Regions from separate parts of the Homo sapiens genome. Here region 2 is linked to region 1. Evidence: chromatin loops called from intact Hi-C (ENCODE). Cell type or tissue: CD4-positive, alpha-beta T cell. All regions are shown on one strand. Each heading gives the region's core, and the rest is flanking DNA. Links, peaks and the distances in the headings are about the cores only.

Region 1 (8,653 bases), core at 155-8,154:
TACAATTTGACATGAGATTTGGGCAAGGACAGAAATACAAACCATATCAATTGTGATATTAAAAATTTAAGAGAAAGTTATCAAATATAGTGTTCAAAACCTTTTCTTTGGGGTAAGAGTAGCTTTAAAATTTTTCTGGGATTCTCTATCTCCTTAATGCCAAATTCTAACCTGTGTAATATTTAGCCTAGAACATCAATAAAACAGGAATGCAGGTGGTTGGAGGGCATAGAAGCCTCTTCATGATGTAATTGCTGTCCATGTTTTGTTGTTGTTGTTGTTGTTTTTTTGAGACAGGGTCTTGTTCTGTTACCCAGGCTGGAGTGCAGTGGCACAATCATGGCTCATTGTAGCCTCAGCCTCTGGGCTAAAATAATCCTCCCACCTCACCTCCTCCCCACCAGTAGCTTGAACTACTGGCATGTACCACCATGCCCAGCTAATTAAAAATTTGTAGAGATAGGGTCTCACTATGTTGCCCAGACTGGTCTTGAACTTCTGGGCTCAAGTGGTCCTCCTGCCTCAGCTTCCCAAAGTGCTGGGATTGTTTTTTGAGCACCCTCTTCTGAGGATGGAATTGGGGTGGTAGTACTTCTCTGGTTGGAATTGGGGTGGTAGTACTAATGGGAGAAAGAAACATAGCTTCACCTCATGGGGGAAAACAGTAGTTTAAATGAGAGGCATTTCTTAGGCACAGGAGTCCAGAGGTAAGCCCCAGGCATGGGAGCTCTGCCACTTTTGGGACCCAGACGTCCATCTTGCATGTTGTGGCTACTTAGTATGCCATCCAGGGACAGAGAGAGAGATTTGAGCTCTGGCTACTACTTTCATATTCTGAAACAGCAGAAAGAAGAGAAGGGACAAAGGGCACACACAAGCTGTCTGGTAAAGCTTGCTGTGGGTTGTTACGCAACACGACTGCTTACTTCCTGTTGATCAGAATGTGGTCTTCAGGCCACACAAAGGGAAGCTGATATATTAGTCTGTTCTTGCATTGCTGTAAAGAAATAGCAGAGACTGGGTAATAAAGAGGTTTATTGGCTCATGGTTCCACAGAGTGTACAGGAAGCATAGCAGCTTCTGCTTCTGGGGAGGCCTCAGGAAACTTCCAGTAATGGCAGAAGGCAAAGGGTTGGGGCGGGGCGAGGCATCTCACATGGTGGGAACAGGAGCAAGGCGGAGCGAGGGGTGGTGCTGAACACGTTTAAGCAGGTCTTGGGCGGACTCTGTCACGAGAACAGCACTAAGGGGATGGTGCGAAACCATTCACAAAGGACCCACCCCCATGATCACTTCCCAGCAGGCCCCTCCTTCAATATCAGGGATTACAGTTTGACATGAGATTTGAATGGGGACACAGATCCAAACCGTATCAGCTGCGAAATACAGTTTTTATTCTGGGAGGTCATGTGTCCACTTGGTCTGCCAAGGAACAAGGGGAGAAGGAACACTGGCAAATAACCATCTGTGCCACAGCTAGGACATCCTGAGCGGTCTGGAATGGGGGCTATGGAGATGCAGAGTTGGTGCCTGGGAGAGGGCTGGGGGGAGTAATTCTCAAGCTGAGTTTCCAAGGGTTAATAATTAAGCAGATGGGAAGGGGATTTGGTGAGGGGGGAGAGAATTGAGGGATTCTGATGAGAACCGTCTTTTAATCACATTACATTGGTAAACCAGCTGTTTTTTCCTTGAATTTCTAATACTGCTATCAGACTTCCCCCATGAATGCTCAAAGGTGCACATGAACAAGAGATTTGTAGCCCCACCCTATTCCTGCTCTCAAAGGCCCTCTGTCCGTCCTCACCTTTCTAGGCCTCTGCAGTTTTCACTCTAGAGTTCCCTTCTCATCATTGCTCTTCTGTGGTAGAGCCAAGGTTTCTAGCCAAGACCAGCCGTTTCTCTGATCTTTCTTGAAAGTTAATCAGTTAACTTTGTTCGAGCCTAATCACTGGAGCCCCCATGTGGAAACATTTTAAGTGCTCATGACTGCCATGGGGGCTGGAGCTGCTCTTCCCCATGGCCTTCCCGCTCTCTCTGCGGCTTCTGTACCTACGTTCTTCTTGAGAAGTTTGTCTTTCCCCCAACCTGGATACAGGCCTTTCTTTGCACACTGAAAGGCTCATTAATACTTGAGGTCAGGGGTTGCCAGACGTGCTTTTGGGGCTAGACAGTAAATCTTTGCAGGTGATCCAGTCTCTATCACAACTATTCAACTCTGCTTGAGTCAAAGCCACCACAGACAATGTGAAAACAAGTGCGCTGAGCAGGAGACAGAGTTTAATCTGCAGTCTTCTTTGAGAGAAGGTTCTCACTGCCACTGCCCACCTCCCAGACTAGATACGAAATCTGCACTACCAGGTATTGAAACCTCCCTGGCCCTTGAGATCTGAATATAATTTGCCTCCAACTCCTATTTCCATAGTCTGGGTAACTCCAAAACTCTGAGACTTCTATGATTTCCTAAAAGCTTACGTTATCACAGCACTGCCTGCCTTCAAGTTCAGTTCCATACAACTGAGATGTGAATCTCAGCCCCTTCTATGCTGCTCCGAGGCTCCTCAAACACATCCCACCTTACCCTCCTTCTCATCTGGCAGCAGCTCCCAGCTCACCTTCCCCAGCTGCCCTCGCTTGCCCCACCCCCTCCCCTCCTTTCCTGTGACTGCCAACCTGCTGCCCCACGGCACGCCCAGCAGTTCAGCTCCCTTCAAGTGTTCTCAGCCCTCAGTTCTGCCAGCGGTTATCAAGGGAGAACTCCAAATAAAGGCAATTTCTTCAACTAGAGTTTGGGTGCCAAGAACATTAAATCTTTATCTCGTTATGCCTGGTCCTGTGGAGACTGTGTGTCGAGCAGTTGACAGGAAGTCAGGGACTGAGCAGTGTCAGCAGTGGCAATGTGGTCTTTTGAAGACTGAGAACTGTGGGTTTCTGCCTTCATGAAGGATGCTAGGTGCTAACTACAGCAAACATGGCTTATCATTATATTTGTGAACCTCGAACATTTGAGACAGGTCTCAGCTAATTTAGAAAGTTTATTTTGCCAAGGTTGAGGACACGCTCCCATGACACAGTCTCAGGAGGTCCTGACAACATGTACTCAGGGTGGTCGGGGCACATCTTGGTTTTATACATTTTAGGGAGACATGAGACATTAATCAATATATGTAAGAAGTACATTGGTTCCATCCAGAAAGGCGGGGACAACTCAAAGCAAGGAGGGAGCTTCCAGGGCACTGGTAGAGGAGAGACAAATGGTTGCATTTTTTTGAGTTTCTGATAAGCTTTTCCAAAGGAGGCAGTCAGATATGCATCTACCTCAGTGAGCAGAGGGATGACTTTGAATAGAATGGGAGCTAGGTTTGCCCTGAGTAGTTTCCAGTTTGAATTTTCCTTTCGCTTAGTGATTTTAGGGGTCCAAGATATTTTCCTTTCACATATATGATGCACATCCTTGGTGATATCTAGAAAAAGGGGACAGCTGGGAATATTGCTGAGGTCTAGCAAACAAGCTGCTAGGAGCTGGAAGTTGGAAATGTGTATAGTAAATGTTAAATACAAGCTTTTGAAGCCAGCAGTATGTGTTAATACCTTTTATCTTGAAAGTTAACAATTCATGTCCTCTATTTCTCTGTTGGGTTCTTAATGTTCCTGCTGAATTGTGTGTACTCTGCCTGCACACTTTTGCCTCCACTGCTGCAACAATCTCATTTCTTTCTACATGCTCAACTTCATCCTGCATGCTAGACTCAAGCTAGAATTAGTCAGATTAAACTGTGATCTGATTGTATTGTCTTACCCAACAACATGACTCCCTGCTCCCACACATCACCCTTGACCCATCAGAGCCTTTGCTTTCACTGAACAGGCTCTGTGTGTTCTCACTGCTGTTTCCCACCTGGCCCTGTACATATGTTCTTTACCATGCTGCCCAAGCAGTGCTTTTGGGTAGAAATCTTCATGGAACTGTACTTAGAGAATTTTTCATTAATCCTACACCAAAGGAAACAATTTTACTTTAAGCAAAATGTGCAATGCTTCAAAGTCTGTTGAAATTATTTCAAATTTTAAAAATTACAAGATAAAAAATGTGTTTTTCCTTTGGTCTAAATTTCATGAAATATATGTGAAATAGGAGCAGATAGGATCACTTGAGACAGGTAGATTTGAACTGAATCAACAGACGTTCAAGGCCAGAAGGTGGCACACTTTTCCTATTTTAAGTAGCTGCACATACTCGCTTTAAGGGTTCCCCAATATAAGATTCAAAAAACAAGATGCCAAAAAAGCTTAGCATGCCAACTTTCTGCAGAGGTTTGAGGTTTTCTGCAATGCATACACTAAGGAAAAACAGTGTTGAAATGGTTTGAAGATCTGCGGTGAAGTCAATTTCTTAAGAAATGGTTGAGGTAATACCTCAACCTAGCTGGGTTATAAATGCATGGGAATGAGGTCTAAACATTCATTTGGGAAATTTTCTGACATTTCCTATTAAATAGGTTCACATGGAATAGAGATCACTGACCCAGGGACTGTCTAAATTTATGCCTGTTTAGGTTTCTTTTTTTTTTTTTTTTTAGACAGAGTCTTACTCTGTCGCCCAGGCTGGAGTGCAATGGCACGATCTCAGCTCACTGCAACTTCCACCTCACGGGTTCAAGTGATTCTCCTGCCTCAGCCTCCCAAGTAGCTGGAATTACAGGCACCCGCCACCACGCCCAGCTAATTTTTTGTATTTTTAGTAGAGACGGGGTTTCACCATGTTGGTCAGACTGGCCACAAACTCCTGACCTCAGATGATCCACCCACCTCGGCCTCCCAAAGTTCTGGGATTACAGGCGTGAGCCACTGCGCCCAGCCTAGGTTTCTTAATTTTCTGTTAAACTTTGTATAATGTGGACTGGATTAATTCCACCAGTGATTTCCTACCTATCATACAAATGGAAGGAAAGATTTCATTATGTGCTGCTACCAGATAAGTGATGCATAGGTACAGGAAGCGAAGTGAAAACAGGTGAAAGAGAAAGGGAAGGACAGACAGAGAAAGAGGAAGAAAGCCACCAGGTGTTGAAGAAAGGTGGGCCAAGTCGAAACAAGAAGGCTGGGTCTGAGAACTCCATGTTGGAGATGTGGGCAGCATCTGAGGGGGCAGATCAGAGTCCTGCCAGGTTCTGCTGTGATCTGGTACAAAGTTATTCTGGGTGATCCTCTGTACTGGGGAGGAGTGTGGAGGTTTTCCCCTAGAGTGTCCATACCCTACTCTGTCCTGACAAGAGCAGGGTGCTTTCTCTTTAGTCATATAACCTTTTTAAATCTGCACTGTCCAGGGAGGCCCTGACAATCTGCAGAGAAGATGCTGGGTTCAAACTGACATTAAACCATAGTTCTTTATTAATATTAAATTGCTATTATAATTTGAATATCAGCAGAGGGACACTGTTGGCATTGTTTTTGTTCTCTGAGGACATTCTGGTCTATGGGAATAGAACAGTCTGTACGAGGATATAGGTGACATAAATACCATTTGTTAAGTGATGATCTTAAACTGTAATAGTGAAAAAATGTTTGTGGGTACATAGTAGGTGTATATAGGGGGTATATGAGATATTTTGATATAGGCATGTAATGTGTAATAATCACATCAGGGTAAATGTGTTTTAACATTTATCATTAATAATGTGAAGTAACAGTATCTGTTACTTCAAGCATTTATCCTTTGTGTTACAAACAATCCAATTATACTTTTTTTTTTTTTTTGAGATGGAGTCTTGCTCTGTCGCCCAGGCTGGAGTACAATGGTGCGAGCTCGGCTCACTGCAACCTCGTCTCCTGGGTTCAAGCGATTCTCCTGCCTCAGCCTCCTGAGTAGCTGGGATTACAGGCGTGCACCACCACACCCGACTAATTTTTGTATTTTTAGTAGAGATGGGGTTTCACCATGTTGGTCAGGCTGGTCTCAAACTCCTGACCTCTAGTGACGCGCCTGCCTTGGCCTCCCAAAGTGCTGGGATTACAGGCTTCAGCCACTGCGCCTGGCCCAATTATACTCTTAAAATGTACAATTAAATTATTTTTGATTATAGTTACCCTTTTTTGCTAGCAAATACTACATCTTATTCATTCATTTTTTTTGCCCACCTCCCACACCCTACCCCCTAACTACCCTTCCCAGCCTCTGGTAACTATCCTTCTACTCTCTTATCTCCATGAGTTCAATTATTTTAATTTCTAGTTCCCACAAATAAGTAAGAACATCTGAAGTTTGTCTTGCTGTGCCTGGCCTATTTTACTTAACATAATGGCCTCCAGTTCCATCCATGTTGTTGCAAATGACAGGATCTCATTCTTTTTTATTGCTGAATAGTACTCTACTGCATTTATGTACCACATTTTCTCTGTGAATTCATCTAAGTGTTGATGGACACTTAGGTTGCTTCCAAACCTTGGGTATTGTGAATAGTGCTGCAATAAATGTAAAAGTGCAGGTATCTCTTCAATATACTTATGAGAGGTGACAGCATGCTGGCAGTCCTCAGAGCCCTCGCTTGCTCTTGGCACCTCCCCTGCCTGGGCTCTCACTTTGGTGGCATTTGAGGAGCCCTTCAGCCCCCCCACTGCACTGTGGGAGCCCCTTTTTGGGCTGGCCCAGGCTGGAGCCCACTCCCTCAGCTTGCAGGGAGGTGTGGAGGGAGAGGCACCAGCGGGAACCGGGGCTGCGTGCGGCGCTTGCGGGCCAGCTGGAGTTCCGGGTGGGCGTGGGCTTGGTGGGCCCCGCCCTCGGAGCAGCCTGCTGGCCCCGGGCAATGGGGGACTTAGCACCCGGGCCAGTGGCTGCGGAGGGTGTACTGAGTCCCCCAGCAGTGCCAGCCCACCGGCGCTGCGCTTGATTTCTCGCCCGGCCTTAGCTGCCTTCCCGCAGGGCAGGGCTCGGGACCTGCAGCCCGCCATGCCTGAGCCTCCCACCCACTCCATGGGCTCCTGTGCGGCCCGAGCCTCCCCGACGAGCACCACCCCCTACTCCACGGTGCCCAGTCCCATCGACCACCCAAGGGCTGAGGAATGGGAGCGCACGGCGCAGGACTGGCAGGCAGCTCCACCTGCAGCCCCGGTGCGGGATCCACTAGGTGAAGCCAGCTGGGCTCCTGAGTCGGGTGGGGACGTGGAGAGTCTTTATATCTAGCTCAGGGATTGTAAATACACCAATCAGCCCCGTGTTTAGCTCAAGGTTTATGAGTGCACCAATCGACACTCTGTATCTAGCTGCTCTGGTGAGGACGTGGAGAACTTTTATGTCTAGTTCAGGGATTGTAAATACACCAATCGGCACTCTGTATCTAGCTCAAGGTTTGTAAACACACCAATCAGCACCCTGTGTTTAGCTCAAGGTTTGTGAATGCACCAATCAACACTCTGTATCTAGCTGCTCTGGTGGGGCTCTGGAAAACCTGTGTGTGGAAACTCCCTATCTAACTAATCTGATGGGGACGTGGTGAACCTTTGTATCTAGCTCAGGGATTGCAAACACACCAATCAGTGCCCTAACAGGCCACTCAGCTTTACCAATCAGCAGGATGTGGGTGGGGCCAGATAAGAGAATAAAAGCAGGCTGCCTGAGTCAGCAGTGGCAACCCCCTCGGGTCCCCTTCCACACTGTGGAAGCTTTGTTCTTTTGCTCTTTACAATAAATCTTGCTACTGCTCACTCTTTGGGTCCACACTACTTTTATGAGCTGTAACACTGACTGCAAAGATCTACAGCTTCACTCCTAAGCCCAGCAAGACCACAAGCCCACCAAAAGAAACAAACAACTCCAGACGTACTGCCTTAAAAACTGTAGCACTCACCACAAAGGTCTACAACTTCACTCCTAAGCCAACAAAACCACAAACCCACCAAAAGGAAAAAACTCCAAACACATCGAAACATCAAAAGGGACAAACTCCAGACACGCCACCTTAAGTGCTGTAACACTCACCGCGAGGGTCCACGGCTTCATTCTTAAAGTCAGTAAAACCAAAAACCCACCAATTCCGGACACACTTATTTCCTTTCTTTTGGGTATATGCTAATAGTGGCACATTTAATAAGCATCTGTATGTCCAACACTAGAAATTAGTATATGTGTGTAGATGCTATACGAAGGCAAATTTTGGCTTGATGGACCACCGAGTGCCTAGAAAGTAGCATACTCTTAACAATAATGCCCGTGTCTTTCATCACAACCCAGTAAGAGTGTTGGTGTTATGCCCATCCTAGATTAGAAAATAGGTTCAGGCCAGGCGCATGGGCTCACACCTGCAATCCTAGCACTTTGGGAGGCCAAAGTGGGAGGATCACTTGAGCTCAGGAGTTTGAGGCCAGGTTCAGAGGGGAGTTTGTATTCAGACTCAGGTTTGTCTCACCCAAAGCCCAGGTCCATGCCACTGCATGGGCTGCCCAAGGGTTCAAAGAGAAATCCGCCACTGGGGGCGTTCAAATCTGTCCCATGCTCCCTGGTAATAAATAAATAAACCCTCAGGGATAAGTTATTTTGGTTCTTTCATTTCACCTTGGCACAATTTTCTGATGGAATCTTAACTGATATTTTAAAAGATAAAGAACATCTAAACTTTTAATATATGATTTTTATTGAACATGTTCACCTTTACATTATTAC
Region 2 (8,653 bases), core at 280-8,279, 52 kb after region 1:
AGTTTCTTAATCTCTTGTTTTTTCCCCAAGCCCATCAAACTTAATGTTGGCTTCCTCCACTCTCTAACTAAACTAGATTAATATTTCTGCAAATACGTCTTTCCTGCTTGTCTGGTTTGTTTCTTAAAAGAAACATTCACATACAGAGTTCACTTGATTTCTTTGGTTTTTATTACTCAGGCCAAAGCTGCCCTCCATTTGTGCAAATGATAACATATACGATTAGGCATGTAAAAGCTACTACATTTCCCTCCCTTCCTCTCTCCCTCCAGCATGTAAAAGCTATTACATCTCCCTCTCTCCCTCCCTTCCTTCCCTTGGCATGTAAAAGCTACTACATTTCCCTCCCTCCCTCCTTCCAGCATGTAAAAGCTATTACATCTTCCTCCCTCCCTCCCTTCCTTCCCTTGGCATGTAAAAGCTACTACATCTCCCTCCCACCCTCCCTTTCCTCCCTCTCTCCCTCTCTCCCTCCGTAAAAGCTACATTTTTTTCCTCCCTCCCTCCCTTTCTCCATACAATTAGGCATGTAAAACTTGCTACATTTCCCCCCTCCCTTCCTTCCATCCTTCCTCCTTCCCTCCCTCCCTCCTTTCCTCCTCTCTCCCTCTGTAAAAGCTCGCTCCTTCCTTCCTTCCCTCCCTCCTTCCCTCTCTCCCTCTGTAAAAGCCACTACATTTTCCTTCCTTCCTTCCTTCATTCTTTCCCTCCCTCCCTCCCTTCTTCCTTCTCTTTATTCTTTCCCTCCCTCTCTCCATCCCTCCTTCCCTTAATTCCTTTCTTTTGAGATGGGGTCTTGCTTTGCTGCCCAGGCTGAAGTACAGCAGCATGACTGTCACATTTCATTTGTTTGTGAAATAAGTGGAATTCCTTGGCAATACTAATATATAAATACTTTAAATGCCCTTATAATGTAGTAGCTTTTACATGCCTAATCGTATATGTTATTATTTGCACAAATGGAGGGCAGCTTTCGCCTGAGTAATAAAAACCAAAGAAATCAAGTGAACTCTGTATGTGAATTTTTTTTTAAGAAACAAACCAGACAAGCAGGAAAGAAATATTAGCAGAAATATTAATCTAGTTTAGTTAGAGAGTGGAGGAAGCCAACATTAAGTTTGATGGGCTTGGGGAAAAAAACAAGAGATTAAGAAACTTCAGCACAGCATTATAAATATGGACAGGTAATTGGAATTACAGTGTAAAATAGAGATAGAGAACTGGTTTTCATACAGGACATGTCTTTTAATCTTACGGGAAAAAATACACTTCCCACAATTCCATGTCCTCACCTACTTACTATCACTCTGCCTTCAGGTCCAAGCTCCCTGAAGATGATGATACTAAGGATAATGATGACAGCACTTATTGAGTGATTATTATTACAGGCATTGTTATAAATACACATATTAAAAATTACACATATTAACTACTAAATCCTCAAAGCAACTATATGGGGAGGGTACTACTAACTCCATTTTATAGATAAAGGAACTAAGATACACAGAAATTATGTGACTTGTCAAAGGTCACTCAGCAGGAAAGGTTGGAACTGAAATTTGAAGAACTGTCTCTACAGTATAGACATTTTCCATCTCCTCACCTCCCAGTTACTTTTCAGTCCCTCTTAATCAGGCTTCTACCCCGCACAATTCCACTGAAACTGCTCATGAGTAAGTAACTAATTGTCAAATCCAAGGGTAATTTTTTAGTATCATACTTGACCCTTCTTATACATTCTTACAATATTCTTGTCCTTGGTATTTATGTGACTATTTCTTTGCAGTTTCTTGCTCCTGTCTCCTTAAAATGTTGATGTCCACCAAGCTTCTGTCCTTGGCGGCTTTCTCATTTTTTTTACTCTGATGGACTTAACTATTATGCATGTACTGAGAACTTAAAAATCTAAGTCCTCAGGCTGGGCACGGTGGCTCAATGCTTGTAATCCCAGCACTTTCGGAGACCAAGGCAAGCGGATTGCTTGAGCTCAGGAGTTCGGGACCAGCCTGGGCAACATGGTGAAACCTCATCTCTACAAAAAAAATATAAAAATTAGTTGAGCATGGTGGTGTACGCCTGTGGTCCCAGCTTCTCGGGCAGCTGAGGTGGGAGGATTGCTTGAGCCCAGGAGGTTGAGGCTGTAGTGAGCTGAGATTGCGCCACTGCACACTAGCCTGGGCAACAGAGCGAGGCTTTATCTCAAAAAACAAACAAAACAAAACAAAACAAACAAACAAAACTAAGTCTTCTTCTTTAGTCCTCAGATTCATATATCAACATGTTAACTGGTGAACCCACCTAGTAGTCCTAGCCTCTAGATAAGGCTTTAGGTCTCTGACATCTGTTTATCATGGTACTTCCTAGCAGGCTAGTAAGTAACCTACCAGCTTGACTAGTCAAATGGTTTGCCCAGGAGCGTATGTGGCAAAAACTGTCAGTTACTTATCCAATATGCAGTCTCTCTTCTTCCTTAAAAGGAGAACCCTGATTTTACTCAAACTGGCAATATGTCCAGTTAAAAGACTGCATTTTCCTGACCTCCCTTGCAGCTTACAGGGTAGGCATGGGATGGAGTATAAGCTAATGAGATATAAATGGAGGTTATTGGGTATAACTTTTGGAAAGGCAGAGTAAGAGAGGGACAGTTGAAACATACCCTTTTACCTTTTATTCTTTCCTCTGCCTGGAAAACTGTCATGATGATGATTAGATTCTCATCAGTCATTTTGGACCTCGAGGTTACCCTCAGGAAAAGCCATGTGATGATGGTGCAGAGCCAGAAGGAAGGTGGGTCTCTAAGAAACATGTAGCCCTGGACTTTCTCCCTCCAAACTCCTTTTATTTATGTATTTATTTTTTATTTTTTTGGAGACAGAGTCTCACTCTGTCATGCAGGCTGAGTGCAGTGGTGTGATCTCAGCTCACTGCAAACTCCACCTCTCAGGTTCAAGCAATTTTTCTGTCTCAGCCTCCCGAGTAGCTAGGACTACAGGTGTGTGCCACCATGCCTAGCTAATTTTTGTATTTTTTGTAGAGATGGGGTTTCACCAAGTTGGCCAGGCTCATCTCAAACTCCTAAACTCAAGTGACCCGCCCACCCTGGCCTCTCAAAGTGCTGAGATTACAGGCGAGAGCCACCATGCCTGGCCAAGTCACCACACCCAGCCCAAACTTCTTAAATCTTATTATTTAAAATGCTTATTTTGGATTTTGTTATATGCAGCTGAACTAAATCCTAACTGACATAGACTAAGTCTTACCATTTCCAAATCTGCAAAGTTCAAATGTTATTCACATTGTTGTAGGTGGTCCATCCCAGAGTCCTGTTCCCCTCATTTAAGTATACAGACGAAATACACTGGAACCTATTGTACATATTTTTCATGACCCGTAGAGTCCCACCCAATGAAGACACAAATAAGCTCTGATTCACTTCCTGGGCAATAAGCCCCTATCCGAACACATAGATACTGCCTCCCAAGTAGTAGACTGACAAATGTGCTAGGACTCTGAAACAGGTTCTTATGTGAGTAAGAAAGTCAAATAAGCCAAGACAAGAGATCAGGTTGGGATGAACTAGAGCCATGCGAAGTGCAGTTGTCTATTAATTACCTCATGATGTGCAAACAAAGAATCCTTAATGGAGAAGAAATCCAGAAATGATGAAGGTGGGAAAGAGTACAGCATAACACTAATCATTTGCCAAACACAGGAAACAATAAAGATTTGTTGACCAAATGAATAACTGAAGTCAGGCATGGGCCACAAATGACTGGTTCCAGCTACCAATTCTTGCCTGTGTTACTTCCTATTTGTAAATCAAGCCCTTTCCTGTGTCTAGCACCACCACAATTCAGACTCTCAATATCTCTTCCCTGAAGCATGGCAACAGCCTCCTTAATGGTCCCCGCTCAGATCTATCTTCCTCATTGCTACCAGAGAACTCTTTTTAAAATACAAACTTGATAATGTCATTTCTGTTTAAAATCCTTCACTGCTTCCTCTTATAGGATTAGGTTCAACCTCCTTAATGGGGCCTCTTTATGATTAAGCCCCTGTCTGTCTTTAGTCTTATCTCTTGACCCTTTCTTTCTGTCTTATATTGTTTGTCATTCCCATTTACTTCACACTATTTCTCATTTGCATGCCTTTGTTCATGATTTTTTCTTTCCCTTCTATTCCATCCACTCTCCTTTCAACTTCCCGCACTCACCAGTTTAATTCTAACGCATCTAGTTTTGTCATTACCTCCTCTAGAAATCTCTCTGCAACTCGGTGTCCCATATGACCAGGCCTGCCTTGGTTCCCTTCTCAGTGTCCTCTTTTCCCTACCCTAGAGCACTGTCCCCCAGGGAGGGGCAGGAAAGAGCTGGCTGCCTCCACTTCTTCCATCATTCACTCAGTCTTCAGTCTCCCAAGACAGTGTCCTCATTTCCCGTTCTCTCTGCCTTGTTTCTGGCAGAGTCTCCTATGATTGATACATTTCAAATAAACAAATATTATAAATGAATTTTTTAAATGTATGGGCTTAAAAATTGATGACTGTGTGCCCTTTCTTAATAGGAACTGAAGTAGAAAGATATGTTAAGTAATCTTTATCGTTTTGTAACATCAAAATAGCCTTGGATTCTCAAACAATCTCTCTAAAAAAAGGTTTTGTTTGTGCAACTAAGGCAATTACTCAGATTTTTTTTGTGTGTGATAATCTTTAATGTGTACACACACGCACACACACAGCTATCAGAAAGCTGTCCAAATGAAACAAACAACCAAAAAAGTAGCAAAGTTAGTTTGCGACCATTTGTTATACTGATGGGTTACCATGGAAACAAACTCAGACTACTTGGCATCTGAGACAAAAGTCACATTAGTAAATGGTTTCCGTTATGTGAGTCATTAATTTCCTATGACTTTTATACAGTTGCTTAACCACTTTCCAGAAACAAAGCAACAGAATATGATTTGTGTTGATACTGTGAAAACCCAAGTATTTCTAAGATAAAGTGATACAGCTGCTGACATAAAATAAGCAGAGGACTCAGAAGAAATGTTGCTATGGCCTTGTGTTTCAAACGAGTCAAAGAAAATCTAGAAAGTCTTTAAAAAATAAAAGTAAAATAAAAGGAAAATTATGGATCCATTTTTTTGTGACTACTGTACCAGCAAAATGCATTACTTATTCTCGAATAACTTGCATAGGTATACCCTAGGTACACATTTAAAATTATGCCATGTCTTGGTAATTCAGTATATTTTTAACTTTTTAAAAAACAGTGATAAGAAACTGCTATGAAGAATGCAAACTGTTTGCCAGATAGTATTGCATAGAGGTTAAGAGCTTAAAGGATCCAGAGCCAGGCTGCTTGTGTTCAAATCCTGCCTCTGCTCCCTGCCAACTGTCACGCTGGACACGTTCCTAACCTCTCTGCATTCTGCATTTCCTCCTCTGTGAAACAGGATGTAACAATACCTACAACTCATGGGAATTTGGGGAAACCAAATGAATTATTACACACAAGAGTTCAGAACAGTGCCTGGCTTACAGTGTATCTCAATAATAAATGTTACAAGTTATTATCAAGGATGTATATAGTCCACCTCAATTTGCCCACCAGAGTGAAATAATGGTCAAATTTATAAGGAAAGATTTTTTTCAATATTAATGAAGATTTCTACTTCTTAAAAGATACAGACTCTTGAGAAAAAAGAAACCTGTGGGAACAGAGGCAAAAATAAGTATTTTAATACTCCAAGGATAAGTCAGATCTACAAAATTGTGACACAACACTAAGGATAAATGAACATCTCATACATCAGAGATATTTTTGGCTTGGGTAAATGGGTGAAAAGAATTGGACACAAGAAGATTTTGTTTTATTTATTTCTTATTTATTCACTCACTCATTTTGCTAGTGGGATTAGGGAGTGAGGGAAATGATAATCCAGTTTTGGATATTTTGAGGTTGAGGAGCCTGTGGGTTCCCTATTTGGAAATGTCTAGGAGGCAGACAGATACACAGACCTAGAACTCAAAGGTGGTCAGGGCTGAAAATACAAATGTAAATGACAGGCTGCACATGATGGCTCAAACCTATAATCCTAGCTACTTGGGAGGCTGAGGTGGGAGGACTGCTTAAGCCTGGGAGTTTGAGGCTGCAGTGAGCCATGACTGCACCACTGTACTCCAGACTGGGTGACAAACTGAGATCTTGTCTCAAAAAAAAAAAAAAAAAAAAAAAAAGGACAAAAGACCTCAGCATGTAAATAGTCACTGAAGCTATGGGAATGGATAAGGCCATTCAGGGAGAGTGGGTAGAGGAGAAAGGGAAGAGGGCAGAGTTTGGAACTCCAAGGAACATGAACACTTAGGGTATACGAGAAGAAGGGGCACAGGCAAAGGAGGCTAACACGTCAACAGTGGGAGAAGCAAAGGAGATTACGTTGTCACCAAAGCCAAGGGGAAAACCTTTAAAGAAAGAATTGTTGAATTATCAAATGTGGCAGAGAGGTCAGGTAAGATAAAGGCTAAAAAAAATTTAGCAATGAAGAATTCACTAATAACACTAGCAAGTGTAGTTTCAGTAAAAGGAGGGATGGAAGCCGGATTACTATGAGGAGCAGAGACAGGGAACACAGACATTTCAAATATTTTAGTAATAAAGTGGAGAAAATTAGGGTGGCAGCCAAATGGGGATATGCATAAAGTGAGGATTTCATTTTAACATGTAAGAAGAGACTTAAGCATGGTTTAGTGCTGATAGTAAAGAACCTGTCAGCACTAACAGTAAGGAGAAAAGATTTGAGAGGGTATGAATAATGGTGCCAGAGGAGGTTCATCCCTGAGAATGCCAGACGATGGGATCCAGGTGATAATTAGGGGGACTGGCCCTGAACAGGAGAAGAGGCTCCTCTTCCATCATGAGGAGATAAAAAGAAAAGAGTGAGCTCTAATGCAAGGAACTTTGTCAGTAGACAACTGTTCATTGTCTAGAACTGTTCTAATGAGAAATTTCATATAAAAACATAGCACTGATTGGCACACAGTAGGACCTCAAATGAATATTTGCTGAATACTTGTTTATAATCTTCTATATTACAAAAAGTCTTATAGCTTCATGCAGGGTTTTTATTCAGTGACTGACAGATGTCTTGATGAAAAATTTCATTAAAAAAACGTATGTCCCCTACAGAGGGGAGAAAATATTTACAAACCTTACAAACCATATAGCTGATAAGGGGTTAATATCCCAAATATATAAGAAACTCATACAACTCAATAGCAAAAAAAAAAAAAAAGTCAAATAACCTGATTAAAAAATAGGCTAAGGACTCAAATAGAGATTTCTCAAAAGAAGACAAACACTAAGAGAGTAAATTTCAAATGTTACCACAAAAAACATCAAGTATCTGAGGTGATGAATACATTAACTAGTTTATCCCACATTGTATTCATAAATTATGACATCTCTTTTTATACCATAAACTTATACAATTACAAATTGTCAATTTACAATAAAAAAAGAAGACATACAAATGGCCAAGAAGTATGTGAAAAGATGCTCAACATCATTAATCATCAGAGAAATGCAAATCAAAACCGCAATGAGTTAACACTCCTATCAATTACAATGGATATTATCGAAAAGACAAAAGACAAAGTGTTGGTGAGGATATGCAGAAAAGGGAACCCTTTCACACCGCTGGTGAGAATGCCAATTGGTACAGTTTGGAAAACAGTATGGATATTCCTCAAAAAATAAAAAATAGCACCATGATATAACCCAGCAATTCCACATCTGGGTATATATCCAAAGGAAATTAAATTAGTTTTTTGAAGAGATATCTGCACCCCCATGTTCATTTCATCATTAATCACAAGAGACAAAATATGGAAACAACGTAAATGTCCATCAACAGATGAATGGATAAAGAAAATGTGGGATGTATATACATAAATGGAATATTATTCAGCCTTAAAAAAGAAGGAAATCCTGCCATTTGTGACAACATAGATGAACCAGGAGGATATTATGCTAAGTGAAATAACCCCGGCACAGAAAGACAAATATCACATAATCTCACTTATATGTGGAACCTAAAAAACTCAAACTCACAAAATTTATTTTGCTCTAACTATGCAAATTCTACATAGCATCACCTCTCCACTTTCTAGAACAATATAGATGCAGAGGACACAATAAAAATGAAGTAACAGGAGAAAAAAACATTCCTAGATTAATTGAAGGAAAGACTTCATACCGAAAATTTCAGAATACACATCATAGACTGGGAAATCTGATGAAAGCTACACAAAATTTTCCTACGGATAAGGTAAAAATCCTGCAAGGATATAGGAAATTAAAATTAGCTTATGAACTATGACATACTGGAAAAGGCAAAACTGTGCAGATAGAAAAGAATCAGTGATTGCCAGGGGTTGGGAGTAGGAGGGATGAACAAGTGGAGCACAGAGGATTTTTAGGGCAGTGAAACTTCTCTGTATGATGCTATGATGGTGGGTACATGTCATTATACATTTGTCAAAACACAGAATGGACAACACCAAGTGTGAAGCCTAACGTAAACTTTAAAGTACTTTAGATGATGCTGCGTCAAGGAAGGTTCATCAACTGTAACAAATGCGCCACTCTGG

The links. Hi-C counts contacts between places; a loop is a spot of excess contacts. Peaks named below come from ENCODE experiments on the same cell type or tissue, not always from the same donor. Only the 100,000 strongest peaks of a DNase experiment are listed, where the experiment ranks them.
Region 2: it touches region 1 in a loop (8-fold over the local background); 10 of 110 quality-filtered maps call a loop at or near these places.

Annotation. Positions count from the first base shown.
Region 1 is chr1:108,639,276-108,647,928 of GRCh38, reverse strand. EEIG2 (EEIG family member 2) reads right to left here. Exons shown (of 11, transcript NM_001010883.3): 11 at 8,607-8,653. Among named protein-coding and RNA genes, the nearest start is that of HENMT1, 17 kb to the left of the region's middle. RefSeq lists a silencer at 5,191-5,391. In CD4-positive, alpha-beta T cell, for the core only: CTCF peaks have their summits at 3,991 and 4,191 (motif pointing right); DNase peaks (open chromatin) are centred at 1,028, 2,868, 4,208, 7,518 and 1 weaker place; H3K4me3 peaks cover 1,723 bases; H3K27ac peaks cover 4,007 bases.
Region 2 is chr1:108,587,372-108,596,024 of GRCh38, reverse strand. The region is part of intron 1 of EEIG2 (EEIG family member 2); the gene reads right to left. Among named protein-coding and RNA genes, the nearest start is that of EEIG2, 32 kb to the right of the region's middle. In CD4-positive, alpha-beta T cell, for the core only: no CTCF peak of the experiment used is centred there; DNase peaks (open chromatin) are centred at 3,824 and 4,824; H3K27ac peaks cover 1,703 bases.